Regions from separate parts of the Homo sapiens genome. Here region 1 is linked to region 2. The links are chromatin loops, found by intact Hi-C in ENCODE. Cell type or tissue: chondrocyte. All regions are shown on one strand. Each heading gives the region's core, and the rest is flanking DNA. Links, peaks and the distances in the headings are about the cores only. Region 1 overlaps ACVR1 (activin A receptor type 1). Region 2 has its middle 66 kb from the start of CYTIP.

Region 1 (8,680 bases), core at 110-8,109, 270 kb after region 2:
TACTGCGAACACTACAGAGAGAATAATGAGGCCAACCTCCAAGTGGAAATTCTGTGTTCCAGGGAAGGATTTTCCTGGAGTTGGAGGGAAAAGGGGGAATTAGTTGTAAGGATCACTGCTTACTTATTATTAGCATAACCAATATCCTAACAAGTAGCTCCTGATCCTGACCACACAGTCTCACAACTCACGAAGTATTAAAACTAAAACACTTCCTAATGCCTGGCCAATGGCCCAGACATTTTAACCATCATTCAATTAGACACAACTAGAATTTGAAAAAATTCCACTGAGAATCAATTGCATTAATGTATGAATGTGAGAGTGCTTTTAAAATATAAAGTACTGTACAAATCTTTGATATTACTCTCATTAACTTGGATTTGGTATGTTTCGCCATCAAGCCCTTACAGACACTGTACTATCCTTAAGAGAAAGGGCTACCTGAGCTAAAACCAAATTACCCATCTGTGGTCTCTGTCTTTAATATATCCTGGGTGTCTACTGCTGGTTTCTCACTGATTTTTTTACATCACAATTTCTGCCTAGGAACCCATTCATTCCTCTCTTCATTTACTCGCTTATTCAGACATTCATTCACTGATTCACTCCCTGGGTTCAGACCTCTCCATGACATTATGTCATCAGGCCCTGTTCTTCCCTACAGAGGCCTTACCCATTTCCATATTACTGGTCTCTTCAGCCATCCAATCACAAGCTTAACTTCCTTTACGTATTTGTTTAACTTTCCAAGCCCAACTAATCAACAGCTTGGCATACATCATACTCCATGGCATATGTCATTTGCATGAGAAAGTGTAAAACTAACAAAATGCAACGCTGAATTATAAATACTGTGGCCACGCTAATCAGATTAGAATGTCCTTAAATTCAAAAAAAAAAATCTTCTATTAAAACTCAAGGTCTAGCAGAGTGATCTGCAGATTAGAAACTTCACAGTTGGTATAATAATGTTTGTATGAATTCAGACATTTGTTTATGTCCATCCACCCAATTAATAAAAATTTAACTCACAAAGTATAACAGTAAATTTTATTCCATCAAGGACCCTTTTAGTTTTAACCATGTAAATACTTGATCTCCTTTAAAACCCTCTTTGATTATTCAATCCTATTTGCTTGTCAGAATTTAACCTTTTCCATATGCCTTAAAGTCATCACCATAACTTCAAAATTACTAGAACATGATCTTGCATCAGCTTTTTTGTTCTTCTGCCTCCTTTCTTGCTGGCTGACATTTCTAGTTTTGGATGCTCGTCGTTACCTCTCCTCCACTTTTTGGTTTGTTTCTTTTTTCTGAGTGCAAAATTAAATAACTAAACCTATTAAAAATGTACTATATGGTAAGAGAATAAATTTGGCTTGGAATGAGTTTACATAAATGTTTGCAGAGACTTTAAGATTGCAATTTAGGGCTCATTTAATAGGGAAACAGTTTCAGAGCTGGACTGGTTTCCTTAGCATATGCAATCTGTACTGATGGTAGAGAGAAGATTCCACAAAAACTACAGGGTTTGTGCGAAATCTCATCCTGCTTCAAATTTCAGTGATAGGGTCACTGGGCATCAGATATGGGAGAAGAGGTCAGTGAGCCTTCTTTTATCTCCTTCCTCATAAAACAGGAAAGGCATTCCACTCAGTCACCAGTCCGTTCTGTTTTCCTCCCTACACACTTGACACAGAGATGAGTATTTACTAGCAGAATTGTTTCAGAAATTATGAATGACATCATGGGTCAGTAACATAAAAAGGTATTGGGAGCTGTTCACCTGAGTCACAGCAACCAAGAGAAAGCTAACTGGTCAGCTAAGCTGTCCCCAAGATGGACATCACCTTGCTTACATTCCCCAAAATGCCCATCCTTCTTTTAGATGCCAAAAGGCTGTTCCTTTCTCTTCTTCACCCAGGGTGACCTTCCTTGTAGCTCTTCGCCTCTGATTCAAAATGTAGGTGGAATGCCTCATAGCTACTTAGATCTTTAACCCACACGGACCCAGGACAACACTAACAAAACCCCTTGATCTAGAAATAGAAAAGTCCATGGGAACCTTTAGTGGGCAGCTGGGCCGTGATGTTCCTGTTACACCAGTCCCCTTGGCAGCACTCCACGGCTTGGCCAGGGGACGGCGGGGTCTTACAGGTCATCTTTCCCTGCTCATAAACCTGGAAGCAGCCTTTCTGGTAGACGTGGAAGCCATCGTTGATGCTCAGTGAGGAAAAGCACTGCTGGCCTTCACAGTGGTCCTCATTACCGCAGGAGAGACCTTCACACACACACATGTAGAGTTTGGGGTTGACCTTGGGCTTCTCATCTGCAAAGGAGAGAAAGGAAGGGGAAAAAAAAAAAAAAGAGGAATTACCGTATGAGTTTCACCTTCATTGAGGGAATGACCATTCCAAACACCTCTATCAACAGAAAGTCAAGCTAAGCATCACCATCAACCATGAGGTCCACATTCTGTCACCTTGTCACCTAACCAACCAACAAATAATAATTGCCTCTCAACATAGCGATTCATTTATATAAGCTGTGCACCCTTTTAGATCATATTAGGACAAAGACTGGCTATCATCTGTCCACAGACTTCTGAAAATGAGCTTCTCCCCCTGTGGTGTTCATATAACCTTCAGCGTGATTGGCTCTAAGATCCCAATTACTGCATCAAAATAAAATGTTTTACTGGAACATAATGTTTATCACCTTTATTCTATTCCAAAAAAAAAGCTCCTAAATATATGGCAGCTATTAATACTAATTTTTGCTAGCTCTGTACAAATCCCCATCAACTCGTAAAACAAGGAATGCTGACATTCTTGCAGGTACATGGCAGAAATATACTACAAACTGAGTATCCCTTACTCGAAATGTTTGAGACCAGAAAAGTTTCAAATTTAAAAATTTTTCTGGATTGGGGAATAGTTGTATTTATCCTGGCTGAGCATCTCAAATCCAAAAATCCAGAATTCAAAATGCTCCAATGAGCATTTCTATTGAGCATTGGGTCAATGCTAAAAAAGGTTTGGATTCCAGAGCAGTTCAAGTATCAGGTTTTGGGATTTGAGATGTTCAACCTGTAATATAATAAGAGTTTGCAAGGCTGTACAATCTATAATTACAATCCATGGTACCAATATTTCCAGCTAGATGCCTAGACTAACTTTTTCACTAGTGGTAACACTAAAGTTTACATAGATTATAGTGGGAATTAACACCTGCTTAAGAATTTTTGGCTGGCAGGAAAAAAATGGTGCCAAATATGGAGAATGAGGGCACAAGGAGACCAAGAGAACCGAATAATGTTTGAACAGTAAGGTGACAGGTGGGACCACTGGAAGAATACACACCTAGGGAGTTCAAGGTGCAATGGAAAGAGGCAGAAACGGATGATCAGGGAAGCACATCTAATCACTCTGCTTAATTGTCTCTTTCTGAGAATACTTATTTGCATCTGCATTTTCACATTACTCTTTTCTCTTCCCTTGTCAGTATGATTAGTTTAGACTTGCTGGTCCCACAGTTTCTACTAGTGGGGAAGGAAACAGAGGATAAAATGTAAACAGCCAAGTCCTAGAGGCCACTGATTAGTTAGCTGAGGCCACTTTTGCCGAAGCACTGTTCATATTAGGAAATTCAGCTTTCAGAGCTCCCTCCAAAGGTCTATGGCACATAGAGGCTGCCTTCTAATCCCTGAACCCTCAGTAGTGGGTCTAGGAGATAAATGCTTCTTTCTTAAAATAACAGGTTGGGTGGCTGTGCTTTCCAGAGGAGACCTTAAGGTAAGGTCTTTGAAAATGTCAAGTTCATTTACACAGATTTGTGTGGGTGTGTGTAGAGATGTGGGTTATCTCAAAAAGAGAAAAGCATTCTTAATCTTTCTTCTTCCCTCTTCAAAGAAGTGGAAAAATAGTTCACTGCCCACTGTAATGTGGGTGCCTCGTCCCACAGAGTAAGTGCATGCAGACACACAGACACAGCCTTCTATTTATAATTGACTTGCTAGTTCCTTTGAAAACCACAAGGGGCTCATCCAAGAGCAAAGACATGCCTGAAAGCAGAAAATCCAAAATAGCCGCTGACAGTCTATGTATGTCACCAGTCTCACCCCTGAGAATCAAGAGCCCTCAAACATTCTTAATGAGCAAAAGTTTTAATGAGCAAAGAGATAGTCTTTATGTTCCTTGCCTGGAGAAATCCGAAGGAAATTCCAGCACCAATCTATTTCTATGAGGATGAGAAACATGTATATCTGTTGACATAATCCAGCAAAAAGTTTACACTTGCCAAAAGAGAGCTGAAGGATAATATTTCCAGGGAGTCTAGACATGCTTGCCACTCTTGAATGGCACAAAGCAGGCTGAGGGCTGCCAACTATGCTGCCCAACAGGTGATGATTCTTTGGAGGGAAGTGGATGGGTGGAGTGAGGGGGAGAGTTCATGGTGTCAGACTAATTTGCTTGTGATCTATGGCAGAGAATTGAAAAGACTATGCTTAAACCTGAAATAATGCAATTTATGTAAATTTGAAACACAAACATGTATTTTAACATCCCGAGTACTTTTAAAAGATCATAGATACCCCAGGATATATACCTAACCCATTGAAGAGTATGTGCCTGTTGACACTGGTTTGGGGATAAGGGGTTAGCACTGGGATGAAGGAGCAAAATAAAAATAAAGTAGGAGAGAGCTGTTCATGGACTGACAATGAATTGACGAGTATGATTTACTCAGCTCGCTGAACGTATGGGCTGCTAAGAATAACAATAAACCAGCAACGCTAGACTAGAAGAGAGCCTGCTCATCATTGGTCCTAAATGGTCCTAAACGGACAGTCCAGGGAACCAAAGGATTAAGGACACCCATGCTTGTAATTTAAAAATGCCAAATTTTAAAAAAATAAAGTAACAACAACAATCATTTCTCTAATGTGCTCTCAAAATAAACTGTTTTTAAAGTTCCATCCCAAACTAAATTCTAAGTACACAGATGCAGGAAGGGGCACTGCTTTTCCAAGGTCTCTAGTTTTTGACAGGCTGTGCAGGGAGCCTGGCAGACGTTTGGACTATAACCTAAAGAGTTTGCCAGACGTGACAGCCTCAAGTAAATATCACCTTCAGTAAAATTTAACTCATTATACCTAACTCTGTGGTGTACCTAGGCTTTAATCCTGCAGGGTCACAAACTAAATCAAAGAGATTCATCTGTTTATTAAGCACTCTCCTTAAATTCTTTATATACTTCCTGTAGTTGTATGTGGACAACCAGGGATTAACTGCCTGTAAGTTGGTGATTCTTTTCAGTAAGATGTGAAATACCAGGGTTTTCATAACCTACCCTCCACAACTGGGGAAAAAGGCAAGGAAAGACAACTGTTAATGATACGTAATAATTAACTCAATCTCTGATATGAAAGAACCCTGAGCTGAGTCTAACAGCTAACAGGGAAGTACAAAACCTTCACTAACTTCTCTTTCCTATTCTGTTCCTCATCCACTGTTCAATCTTCTTACTTTGTATATTCCCATATAACTAATTAGCAAAGTCCTTCATCATGTATTTATTTTTTATATATACCCAAATATAAATGAAGACCCTAAATTCATAAGAATGACAGGATGACCACACAGGTGCACACACATGCATGCACACACTCACATTCGCTACGTGCCACCTTGGCAATTTCATCTGACAGAGTGGAGTAGATGGAAGTATTTTCTGAACTAGAATTATGAAGTCAACAAAGAAGGTTTAAAGCAAGGTAGTAATAGCATTCTCGGATCTTAATATCCACAATTCTAAGGAAGACAGCGGGACTCCAAATGTCCATGACTCACTTTTTCAGTCTTGTCAAATTTAGGAATAAGCATAACATGTGTGGGCCTGTGATATTTTATTTGGTGTGGGAGTGGGGGTGGGGTTCGAGAATGATCACAAAACCCCTTTCAGGGCCACAGGTATGGGTGTGTGGACTCCTAATCTTTCAGGCTGTGATATAAATACAGTACACATCAAGGAACACCAAGGAACAGATAATCAGATTCTGTGACTGATTTTCAACAGTACTGACAGGAAGCACCGTATCTGATGTAAAGTATTTTACACTTGCCTGTGCGAATATCCAGGAAGTGCCCTGGCAGAAGGCAGAAAGTCTACTCCACCTAATTGACATTCATTTGAATAATTCAGTAATTTAAATGTCAAGCCAGAGGTATTCCCTCTCTGCAGAGCTCACCCACATTGTTTGTTCTAGAAGGCACCTCCCGGCATTACTCAGTGTTATGGCTGGCACTGCGTGCCCTTTGTATCACCAGAGCCAGAGCCGTGTGAAAACACTCGCAGCCTGGGCTGGCTGGGAACAGCAGGGAGTTCTGACCACAAACAGGGACTGCTTCGGAACCGCCAGGGAGAATACGGGGCTGGCTCCACAAACCAGCGGTGCAGGCTGGGAATCCCAGGAGTTCACCATGGCCAGCTCTTTAAAAAGATTTTTCCTGCTCTGTATGATCCTCAGTTCACCACCTGGGCACACCTCCTCCGAGTCTAATGCCGGACTAGCAGAGAGAGAGGCAGACCAAAGAACATCGTGGACTTTTAAAAACTGTCCACAATTTGGTATAATCTTGTACTTCATGGTAAAAGTATTCACATTTATGTTTAAGTGGGACTTTAGCAATCACAACACTGTGGACTTACCTATTCACGCCTGCCCAGTCATGCACTCTGCAATGCTTTAAGGCATTGAAACTGAGTATTACTCTAAATGGTGCACAAAAACCAACATTTCCCACTAATGTCTTTGACATAAAAGACAAATAAGAAAATGCTACAAGTAAACAAACCGGCCCATGGCCATGATTTGTCCTAGAGGGCAGCAAAAGGAACAGGCTGAATTTTTTACAAGTTCACCTCAAAGTAGTACAAATCATAATGCAGAAATTAGACTGTAATTATAAAAGTCCAATAGCTCAAAATTTGTATAGCTAAAAAAGGAACTCAAGTATCCCTGGACTCCTTCCAACACTCTAAACAATTCATTCATTTGAAATGGCAAGCTTATATGAGGTTTATAGATTATAGGAGTCCTTCCATCGTCTCCTAATCCGGGAGCACAGTTTGGCACCTCTCCAGAATTGAAAGCATTTGAGATCTCTGGCATTAAACAAAGGCTTTAAGAAGGATTTTGCAATGCTAGGTATCACTGCCAGCAAGCCAGCTCCTAAGACAGAGACACAAAGGTCCGTCTGGAATGCCTAGTGAGGGGCATTTGATCCTCTGACAAGAGGACAGGCTATACATTCAGGGATAAAATACACCCAGTGCCTAAATAATCTCTCATTATAAAACACTCATTTAGGGAACTCAAATCATTTTTTTTCCTTATCCGAGAGACTGACACCTAGTTGTTGTAAAGCCAAGAAGAAAATGTATTTCAGCAGTTATGGGGGCAAATAGAGGCATTCAAAGAAGATTGCATATAAATTGAATATCAACAACAAAAACTTCCATGATTTTGAACTCCAGATGTATTCTTCCGCCAATGTTCCCTGCCTCAGGAAATGGCATTCCCATTCATTCAGATACACAAGCCTGACTCTCTCGGGCTTCCATCACACTCAAAGTAGAGACCAGTCATTAACCTGGCCTACAACTGCTGGCTGACCTGATCCTTGCATGCTCTTCAGTTTCCTCTTCAGTTACTGGAAGTTCTTAAAAGACCTCTTCTTCCTGCTTAGGGATCTCAGGTCCTTTTAAGTATGGAATTCCTTCCACTTTGAATGCTTATCTCCCTCCAGTCAACACCTCTCCACCTAGTCAGTGCCTTTCTACTGTGCAGATTTCACCTTACATGTTACTTCCTCAGAGAAGCCTTTGTTCACACACCCAGATTTAAAGTAGGAACCCCCCTTTAGCTACAGCCATACTTGTGTCTGCATGGCTGTTGAATGTCACCTTTCCTATAGATTGTAAGCACCATGAGGGTGAGTTGCATCTATTAATACTTTGCTCACCGTTCATTACATACCCCACAACAGCGTCAGTGGTTGGCAGGAGTGCAAGCCTGACGAATATTTGCTTCAGAATGAATTTTCCCTTCACAGAAAGGATTTAGAGGTGGAAAGAGACCTGATGCTGGTTTTCAGAGCAGGCTGAGCCCATAAAGTCTTTAAATGTCAGCACAGATCTTAAGGCAGGGCTTAGTCACCAAGCCGGCATGCCTGAGCAAACCATTTCTTCCTAGAAGAGCTTGCCATACCATCACATCTGTTCACCTACTTGGGCTCACGAATATAGAAGATTAATATTTTGTGGTGTGGTAGGTTTATTGTTTGCTTGTTAATTTGTTAAAAGAACAGGTAAAATACAAGTGTTCCTTAAAAAAATGAGGAACTATTTAATACATTAATAGAACAGCTGGGCTCTGTGGGTGGTCCTTCTCTGGATGGTTGATTTGAGGACTCTGGGCTATGGTGATTAGAATCATCAAAACACAACACATACCTGCAACTCGTCAGCTTGGAGGGGTCAGTGCAGGACTTGGCTGCCTAGTAGAGAAAAAGCTGCCCCTGCTCCTTGCTGTCATTTTTTCCCTGGTCTTTGCTGCCATATTTTATCCCTATCGGTGAAATAATGGCACCTTCAATAGGGAGTGGGGAAGAGA
Region 2 (8,680 bases), core at 639-8,638:
AAAGATGATTCATCTACTCCACACACACCTGACATGCAATGTGATAGATTGAAGAAAACCATTAAGAGTATTCACATTCAATAAGGAGAAAACAGATGAAATACAGCGGGTACTGAATCATTCTGACATATAGCCATGTACATATTTCCATTTCCTTCATTAGGAATCAGTCCTGCTACCTAGGAATTCTCCATAACTCTTTACTCTGCCTTTTGAGCTGTTTGACCCACTGACTTATCTTTCCCATTTCATAAAATGTAAGTTGTCTTTGTAGTTAAAGTTTTCTTGGTCTGCTTCCTGCTCATGGAAATTTAGGAGTTAAAATCCTCTTTTAATTTTGTTCTGTCTCCATCCTTTTCAATACTAGATGCTAAAATTCCTTTAAACACTTTGTGGATTTCTTATGAATCAATTTATAATCCACTCCATTAGACAAAAGCCACATGCCCAAATCCCACAGAGATAAGACTTTTTCTAACTTTGGCTCTTTTTAAGAATGCTTCCCTTAAGATTTTGAGAAACGCTATTGTTATATGGAAGTAGTCTGTGAAACACCCCTTAAGGTCATTAGTGGGCTTTTTTCTGTTCAAAATGGTCTAAAATACACTATCTCAAAACTTTATGAGGCCTTAACAAAAGGTTTTATCTTTAGACCATGTTTTCCTGACAGCACCCTGGATTTGATCTCTGCTCAGAAGCCACATCTTAATTTTAGCATCATTTGCCATCTGGAGAGGCTGGGAATGAGAAACAGTTTTCTTTTCCAACCTAGCAAGTCCTGGAGACTTTATATATAACAGTGCTTTCTTTAGCTCATCTCTCTTCCTTGCATTTTACTACAGGCAGCTAGGAAGCAGACAGAAGGCAAAGCACTTTCAACCCTCTTTCTGCAAAACTCTTTAGCTAGAATATAGGTATATTTCCTATTTTCCATTTTACTGCAGGAGACATTATTGCTAAGCTTTCTGCCACTACATGAGTCCCCTTTCCTCCAGCTTCCAAAAACATTTTCCTCTCTTTTCTTCAAGTTCTCACCAACAGCCTTTTCAAGGTCACCAGGCTTCCTCTGATAGCTTCCTTGATCTCTTTTAAGTTTTCAGTAACACTCCCCTAAAGACATTTCCCATTTCCACCTGCCTCTGACCCTAAAGCTATTGCCACATGTATTAGGTTTAGTTTTAGCTACGCTTCAATTCCTGGAACCAAATGTGATCCAGCTATCTACTGCTGCCAATAAAATCACCCTAAAACTTAATGAATTGAAAGCATGACACTTATTTTGCTCAGAAACCTGCAATTTGAGGAGTATTCTGTGTGGATTGCTCATCTCTGCTCAACTCAGCCTTAGCAGGGGCACTTCAAAAACTGAAGGCTAAATTCACATTTTGTCTCTGCTCCATGATATTTGAGACCTCAGTGGGTAGACTTAATATCTGTGGATAACTTGTAGGCTATGACCTGAAATCCTCTGAAGGCTTGTTCACACTCATGTCTAATGGTCGATACTGGATGTTGGCTGAGATCTTACTGGGGCTGTTGGCCAGAACACCTACATATAAAGTCTATGTGTCCTGGGCTTCCAAACAACATGGGTGGCAGGTTTCCAAGAACGTGAGAGAAGTAGTGAGCCAGGAAGAAGTACTGCCTTTTATGAATTAGCCTCAGTAGTCATGTATATGGACATAGAGTGTGGAATAATAGACACTGGAGACTCAGAAGGGTGGGAGGGTAAAGGCAGGGGTGAGGGATAAGAAATAACTAAATGGGTACAATGTACATTATTTGGGTGACGGTTACACTAACAGCCCAGACTTCACCACTAAACAATAAATCCATGTAACAAAACTGCACTTGTACCCCTTAGATTTATATATTTTAAAGTCATGTATGGCACTTCTGAAGCATTCTTTTTATTGAGACAGTAACACAGGACCCATAAGTTCAGGTGGTAGTATTTTAGAAGAGCACGTGAGACTAAAAATATTGTTTCTGCCATTTTTGGATAAAACAATCCATGTCAAAAAAGGTTAAATGAAATAATGTACATTAAGAAAGAGATGCTCAACTGGGCACGGTTGCAGATCCCTTGATCCTAGGAGTTTGAGTCCAGCCTGTGTGACACAGCAAGACTCACCTGAGACTAGCCTGTGTGACATAGCAAGACTCACCTCGTTAAAAAAAAAAAAAAAAAAAAAAAGATACTTACCACATGTCAGTTCCCTGCCTCAAGTAAAATATACATTCCTCTTCCACCTTAATCCAAAGTATTGCCTTAACATGAAGTATATGGATGGTCTTTAAAGACATCTTAGATTGAAGGTAAAATCTCATGAGTGTAAATGTATGTATACTTTTTTTCAATGTTGATCAAACCCATCAAGTTCTTAAAATATCAGTGACCAGGAAAAAATAGATATTTCTATGGTCTGTATCATTGAGAAGAGTATTTTTAAAATATATTTTAGGAAAGTGACCTATTTTCTGTAATGCTGAAGGTCAACTTTACAGATGTTTCCTTCAGAAAAATTAGCAGGTGAAAAAAAGTCACATCAATACAAAAAAGGTTAAATTAAAATTTTTTTTCTAATCCAATAGATACAAATTGCATATACTTAAGCAAACACACATTCTCTCTTTGTTCCATCTTGCCCTTAAATAAGCTCTCTCAACTGAAACAGAAATCAGTTTGCAGTAATGCAGCATTCCTATTTCATTAGAGTGGGCATGAAAGAAGCTACATTATGATGGAACTAAAAGCCACTGGTGATTGCGTCGATCTGCCCCTAAGAGTGGTTCTTTCTCAAATTTCAATATACAAGCTCTGCTTTCATGAAGCCTCAAAAGAGCCTGAATGTAGCTTTATGCTACATTTATATGAGTCATAATTCAGAGGTGACCGAGCCATGTGAAGGAGGAAGTAATGAAGCAAAACTCTTCCTCTTCTAAACCAGCCCTAAGCACTACTGTCCTCATTATCTACTGCTTCTTGAGTAACCAAGACTGGAAAATGGAAGAATACACAAAACTGGAAAGAAAAAGAAGAAAAAGTGGGAGTAAGAAAAGGAGGCACAGTGTCACATTGGGGGCATATCAAGCATCTGCCCCTCCAGCCCCTAACATGCCAGAGGGAGGGAAAATGTAACTATCAGAAAGAAAATAGAAATGTTGAAAGTATATATAACTACCTACATTCATTCTGAATAAAAATCTATGATAATCTGTAAAAACTGCAAATTTCCTAGATAACTAACCTTAAACATACAAGGAACATAGGCACTATAAAAAATATTATATTCCAACCATTCCTACAGTGAGATTGATCATTGCAGGGGTAATTGTGTAGACGTATGAACGGCTTACAAGTAGTCCATCCCTGAAAAGTTGTTATCATTCAGCACCTTGAACTATATGTTGAGGGGTTCCCTCAATATGAATAAATGATTGTGAAACTCTTTTAATCTCTCTCCCTCTCATGCTCTTTCTCTGTCTGTCTCTGTCATATGAACACATTTTAATAAATTGGTCATGTCCAAAATTTTATTTTAGGCATTTATTACTCTGTTGCACTTGACTTGATTCAGTCTCAAAAGACCTAGTCCATAGAATAAATAAGCTTTTAAATCAGTAATTGAATAAACAAAATATAACACATTAAAAATCTTACAAATTAAAACAGGGACTTCTGCTTCCATCCATGACAGGCTATCTGGTACTAAAATTGCCCTCCTGCCATAAACAGCTAAAAATCAGGAGAAAAAAAAGATATATACATATGAATGAAACATATATATATGTATAACATATGTGTGAAATATATGTGTGAAATACGTGTGAAATATATATATATAACTATATATATACACATATAAAATAAAACTCAGGCATTTAACAACAGGTGGCAGCATAGGATTATAATCCCTAAAATAAGGGAAACACCGAGCCCCACTATTGCCCAGGGTCTTTCTTTTCCTAGAGGCACTTCTTGAAAGATTGTGAGGAGAAAGGCTGAACCAAGCTAAGCTATCACATGGCAGTCTTGCTAAGTGAAGGAGACAGATATTGAAGTTTGACAAGTCTAAGATAACTGGTATTTGCAGAACCAGAGGGAGCTTCACAAGGAAGCAACTTTGAAACTCTGCAGTGAGGTACCCTTGAGTCTTTTTCTAAATGCTACGTAGTACCTACTTAGGAGAACCTTCATGAAACAAAGCAAAGAACAATTTTTGAGAAGCAGTAAAAAGAACAATCCCCAGAGTTCACACAGAGTTTGGGAGATGTCTGTGTACTGACCAAGAAGAATGTAGAGAATTTACTGAAACCTGGGGCATTCAGTTGAAATCCAGGAGGATTACACCTTTGTAGTAAGATTAAACTAGTCCTAGCGTTAAAGCTACTCTAGACCTTCCCTTACAAAACTTAAAAACAACACTTAAAAGGAGCAAACTATTCTTCAGTGCTCTTAGATGCCTTCCAAATCAAACTTCAACTCTCCTGAAAGGATGGCAATAAGATCCAGATACTCAATAATGTAACCTTTACAATGTCCAGTGTCTAATAATAAATTACTGGGTATGCAAAGAGAAAAAATATAATTCATAAATGAAAGGGCAGTTTTAAAAAAACAGACTCAGAGAAAGACAAAGATTTGAAAATAGCTATTATAAATATGGTCAAGCACTAAAGCAAATATAGAAATAGTAAACAAATGGAAGCTATATAAAAGAGACAAGTGATACTTCTAGGGCTAAGAAATACAGTATCCAAAATGAAAACTTCACTGGAAGGGTATATTAGGAGATTTTAAAATGCAAAATAAAGGAGTAATAAACTTTAATAAATAAGCAATAGAAATGAATCAAATTGAAGTACAGAGAAAAAAAGAAGCTGCAGAAAAATGAGAACCTCAGTTACCTATGGAACAATATCAAGTTGTCTGATATACATGTATTTGAAGCACCCTAGAATAGAGGAAATAGTGCATGGAATAGAAAAACAACTCTGAAGACATAGTGGTGCACAGAAATTTTGCAGATTTAATGAAAACCATAAACACACAAATCCAAGAAGTTCAGTGGAACAAAAGTAGGATAAAAACAAACAAAAAGCACACCTAAGCCCATTATAATAACATTTCTGAAAACCCATCTTAAGATGGTTTTTCAGAAAAAAAAAAAATCTTAAGATGGCAAAAAAAAAAAAAGTTACAATACAAACAGAGAAAGAGAATTACTCCTGACCTTGTCAGAAACAATGCAAATTAGAAGATAAAACAATGTATTTAATGTGCTGACAAAAATAAGCCAGAAAATCCCCAAAACTGCTTAGAATTCTATGTCCACTGAAAATATCCTTCAAAAATGAAGGTATTTTTAAACTAAAAAAAGCTGAGAGAATTTCATGCTCTATAAGGAATATTAAAAATAATCTTCTGACTGAAAAAAGTAATATCAGTCCAAACTCAGATCTATACAAAGAAGTTACAAGCATCAGCTATAGTAAATATGAGAAAAAAATGTTCATATTAAAAATATTTTCAATGTAATTTATTTAAAATGGACTGTTTAAAGCAAAAAATTACATCGCTACATTGTGAAATTTAAATAGATACAGAAATAAAATGTATGACAACCAAAATAAAAAGGACAGGAGGGAGAAAACTAAAAATACTTTGTAAGATTGTTATTATATGTAATGTGGCATAACAGTTTTTGAAGGTAGATTATGATAAGTTAAAAATGTATATTGTAAATCATAAAACACACCCTAAAAAAAAGCAAAATCACTAATAAGTCATAGAGAAAATAAATTGGAATATTAAAAATAATGAACTAATCAAAAACAAGAAAAAGTAAAAAAAAAAGGAGATGAGCAAAGTGGAAAAAATAGTAAGGTAATAAAATTAAAATTAATTATGTTGATAATTATGTTAACTATAAATGGTCTGTACACTCCAATTTTTTTTTATTTTTCTTTAAGTTTCAGGGATACATGTGCAGAATGTGCAGGTTTGTTACATAGGTATACATGTGCCATGGTGGTTTGCTGTACCTATCAACCCATCATCTAGGTTTTAAGTCCCGCATGCATTAGCTATTTGTCCTGATGCTCTCCCTGCCCTCGCCCCGCAAGCCATGACAGGCGCCGGTGTGTGTCGTTCCCCTCCCTGTGTCCATGTGTTCTCATTGTTCAACTCTTGCTTCTGAATGAGAACATGCGGTGTGTGGTTTTCTGTTCCTTGCACACGCTAATTTTTAAAAGTGAAAAGTTGTCAGACTAGAGAAAAATGTAAGACCCAACTGTACACGATCTACAAGAAATCTACTATAAATATAAGACCCATATATATTAAAGTATGGAAAAATATATACCATGCAAATACTAATCATAACAAAGCTTCAGTGGCTATATTAATATCAGATAAAGTAGCTTCAGATCAAGGAATATTATCCAACATAAAATGGGATAGTTCATAATAATAAGGGAATTCATTCATCAACAAGGCATAATAATCTAGGTGTGCATACATACGCACCTAAAAACAGTTTCAAAATACCAGAAATAAAAACTGATAAAGTGCAAGAAGAAATCAGCAAATCTATAATTATAGTTGGGAATATCAACACCTTTCTTTCAATAATTGGTAGAATAATTAGAAATCAGGATAAAAATATTTGAACAACGCTGTCAAACAACTTGACTTTATATTTACAGAATACTATACACAAAACTACAAATACATATTCTTTTTGAGTGCTCACAGAACACACACCAACACAAGCCATATTCTGGACCATAGAACAACTCAATAAATTGAAAAGGATAGAAACCATTCAGATTCTGAACAACTCAGGACAAAACTATCAGTAAGTAAGAGAACTAGTTTTCGACTCAGAAGATTGACTCTAGTAGCCAGGTCCACTATAACATGCTATCAGGCAAAGGAAAAACACTGCCAACTTCTGAGAAGGTGTCCCTTTTTTTTCCAGGGGCTTATTAGTCAAAATATATATGCAGCAGAATCCATACATGCAGAAATTACTCGTGCCTTTTTGACAAGTAGAAGGCTAATTTTTCTATTTTTAGTAGAGACTGGAATTCACCATGTTAACCAGGCTGGTCTCAAACCTCTGACCTCAAGTGATCCGCCTGCCTCAGCCTCCCAAAGTGCTGGGATTATAGGCGTGAGCCACCACGCCCGGCCACAAGATTTTTAAAGTTTACAAAGAATATATGGCATCTCTATTTTTCTGGGGACTAAAACTTTAATGCTTCACTGATTGAACTTAGACTTTGAGCTAAAATAATCCTCAAGCATAAATTCATTAAATTAAACATATATTTACCAATTGCTTTGTATGTCTAAGCCACAGTTCCCAGTATTGTGGATAAACGAAAGTTGTTAAGGTGAAGCCTAAGCCCTGGGGGAACTGATCTTGTAACATCAATTGTATTTCCAAACATTACCACAGTGGAAAAATTGAAAAATGAAAATTTTAAAAACACCTTTAACAATATTATCTTAAAAGCAGGCAATACTCAGGGAGAAATTAAACAAAATAAGTGCAATACAAATAGATGGGGAGAAAACCTTCAAAATATTGTTTAAATAAATTAAAGAAGATATAAACAAATGGAGAAATATAAAATGTTTATGGATTGGAAGACTCAATATTTTTTAAGGAAATCATTCTCTCCAAATTGATCTATGACATCAATGCAATCCCAATAAAAATCTCTCAGGGTTTTTTTTTTGTGTGTCAAAAATGACAATCTGGTTCCAAAATTTATATGGAAGTTAACAGACTTAGGATAGCACAAAACAATTTCAAAATAGAACAACAAAGTTGGAGGACTTATACTGCATCATTTCAAGACTTACTATAAAGTGAGGATAATCCAGTGTGCAACTGACACAGCAAAGACATACAGATAAAAGAAACAGATAGGAAATATAGAAACAAACACATGACAAATCGAACTTTGATAAAAGTGCCAATATATTTAAATATGAATTTTTTTTCAACAACAGATACCGGAGCAATGAGACATCCATATGGATGTGACCTCTGTCTCACACCATATACAAAACTTAAATCAAAATGTATCAGGGATAAAAAGTTAAAGCTAAAACTGTAAAACTTCTAGAAAAAAACATGGGCTAGGATTCTTCATATTTTTGAAGTAGACAAAGATTTTTGGATAGAGCACAAAACAAAACAAAACCACAAAGAAAAAAATTAATAAATTGGTCTTCATCAAATTTTAAAATTTCTGCTGGGGAGTGAGGGATAAAAGACTACAAATTGGGGTACAATGTATACTGCTTGGGTGATGGATGCACCAAAATCTCACAAATCACCACTAAAGAACTTACTCATGTAACCAAATACCACCTGCTCTGCAAAAACCTATGGAAATAAAAAGATAATAAAATAAAAATAAATAAAATAACATTTCTGCTCTTACTAAAAGGCAAATTACCAACTGCAAGAAAATATTTGCAATGCATGTACTTAACAAGAGTACATACTGTATAATTCCATTCATATTAAATTGATTTTTCATATCAATCTTATATCTTGTGGCCTCACTGAATTAAAGTATTAATTCTAGTAGCTTTTTATTAGATTCATTAGGATTTTTTAATATACACAATTATGTCACCTGACCTCATTTACTT

Evidence for each region. Peaks named below come from ENCODE experiments on the same cell type or tissue, not always from the same donor. Only the 100,000 strongest peaks of a DNase experiment are listed, where the experiment ranks them.
Region 1: a loop joins it to region 2, with 3 times the contacts of the local background. A loop is called at or near these places in 27 of 110 quality-filtered maps.

Annotation. Positions count from the first base shown.
Region 1 is chr2:157,778,269-157,786,948 of GRCh38, forward strand. ACVR1 (activin A receptor type 1) reads right to left here. Exons shown (of 11, transcript NM_001111067.4): 4 at 2,069-2,332; 5 at 1-74. Among named protein-coding and RNA genes, the nearest start is that of ACVR1, 94 kb to the right of the region's middle. In chondrocyte, for the core only: CTCF peaks have their summits at 4,064, 4,264 and 6,880; DNase peaks (open chromatin) are centred at 2,170 and 6,373.
Region 2 is chr2:157,506,052-157,514,731 of GRCh38, forward strand. No RefSeq gene overlaps it. Among named protein-coding and RNA genes, the nearest start is that of CYTIP, 66 kb to the left of the region's middle. In chondrocyte, for the core only: CTCF peaks have their summits at 3,905 (motif pointing right) and 4,113; no DNase peak of the experiment used is centred there.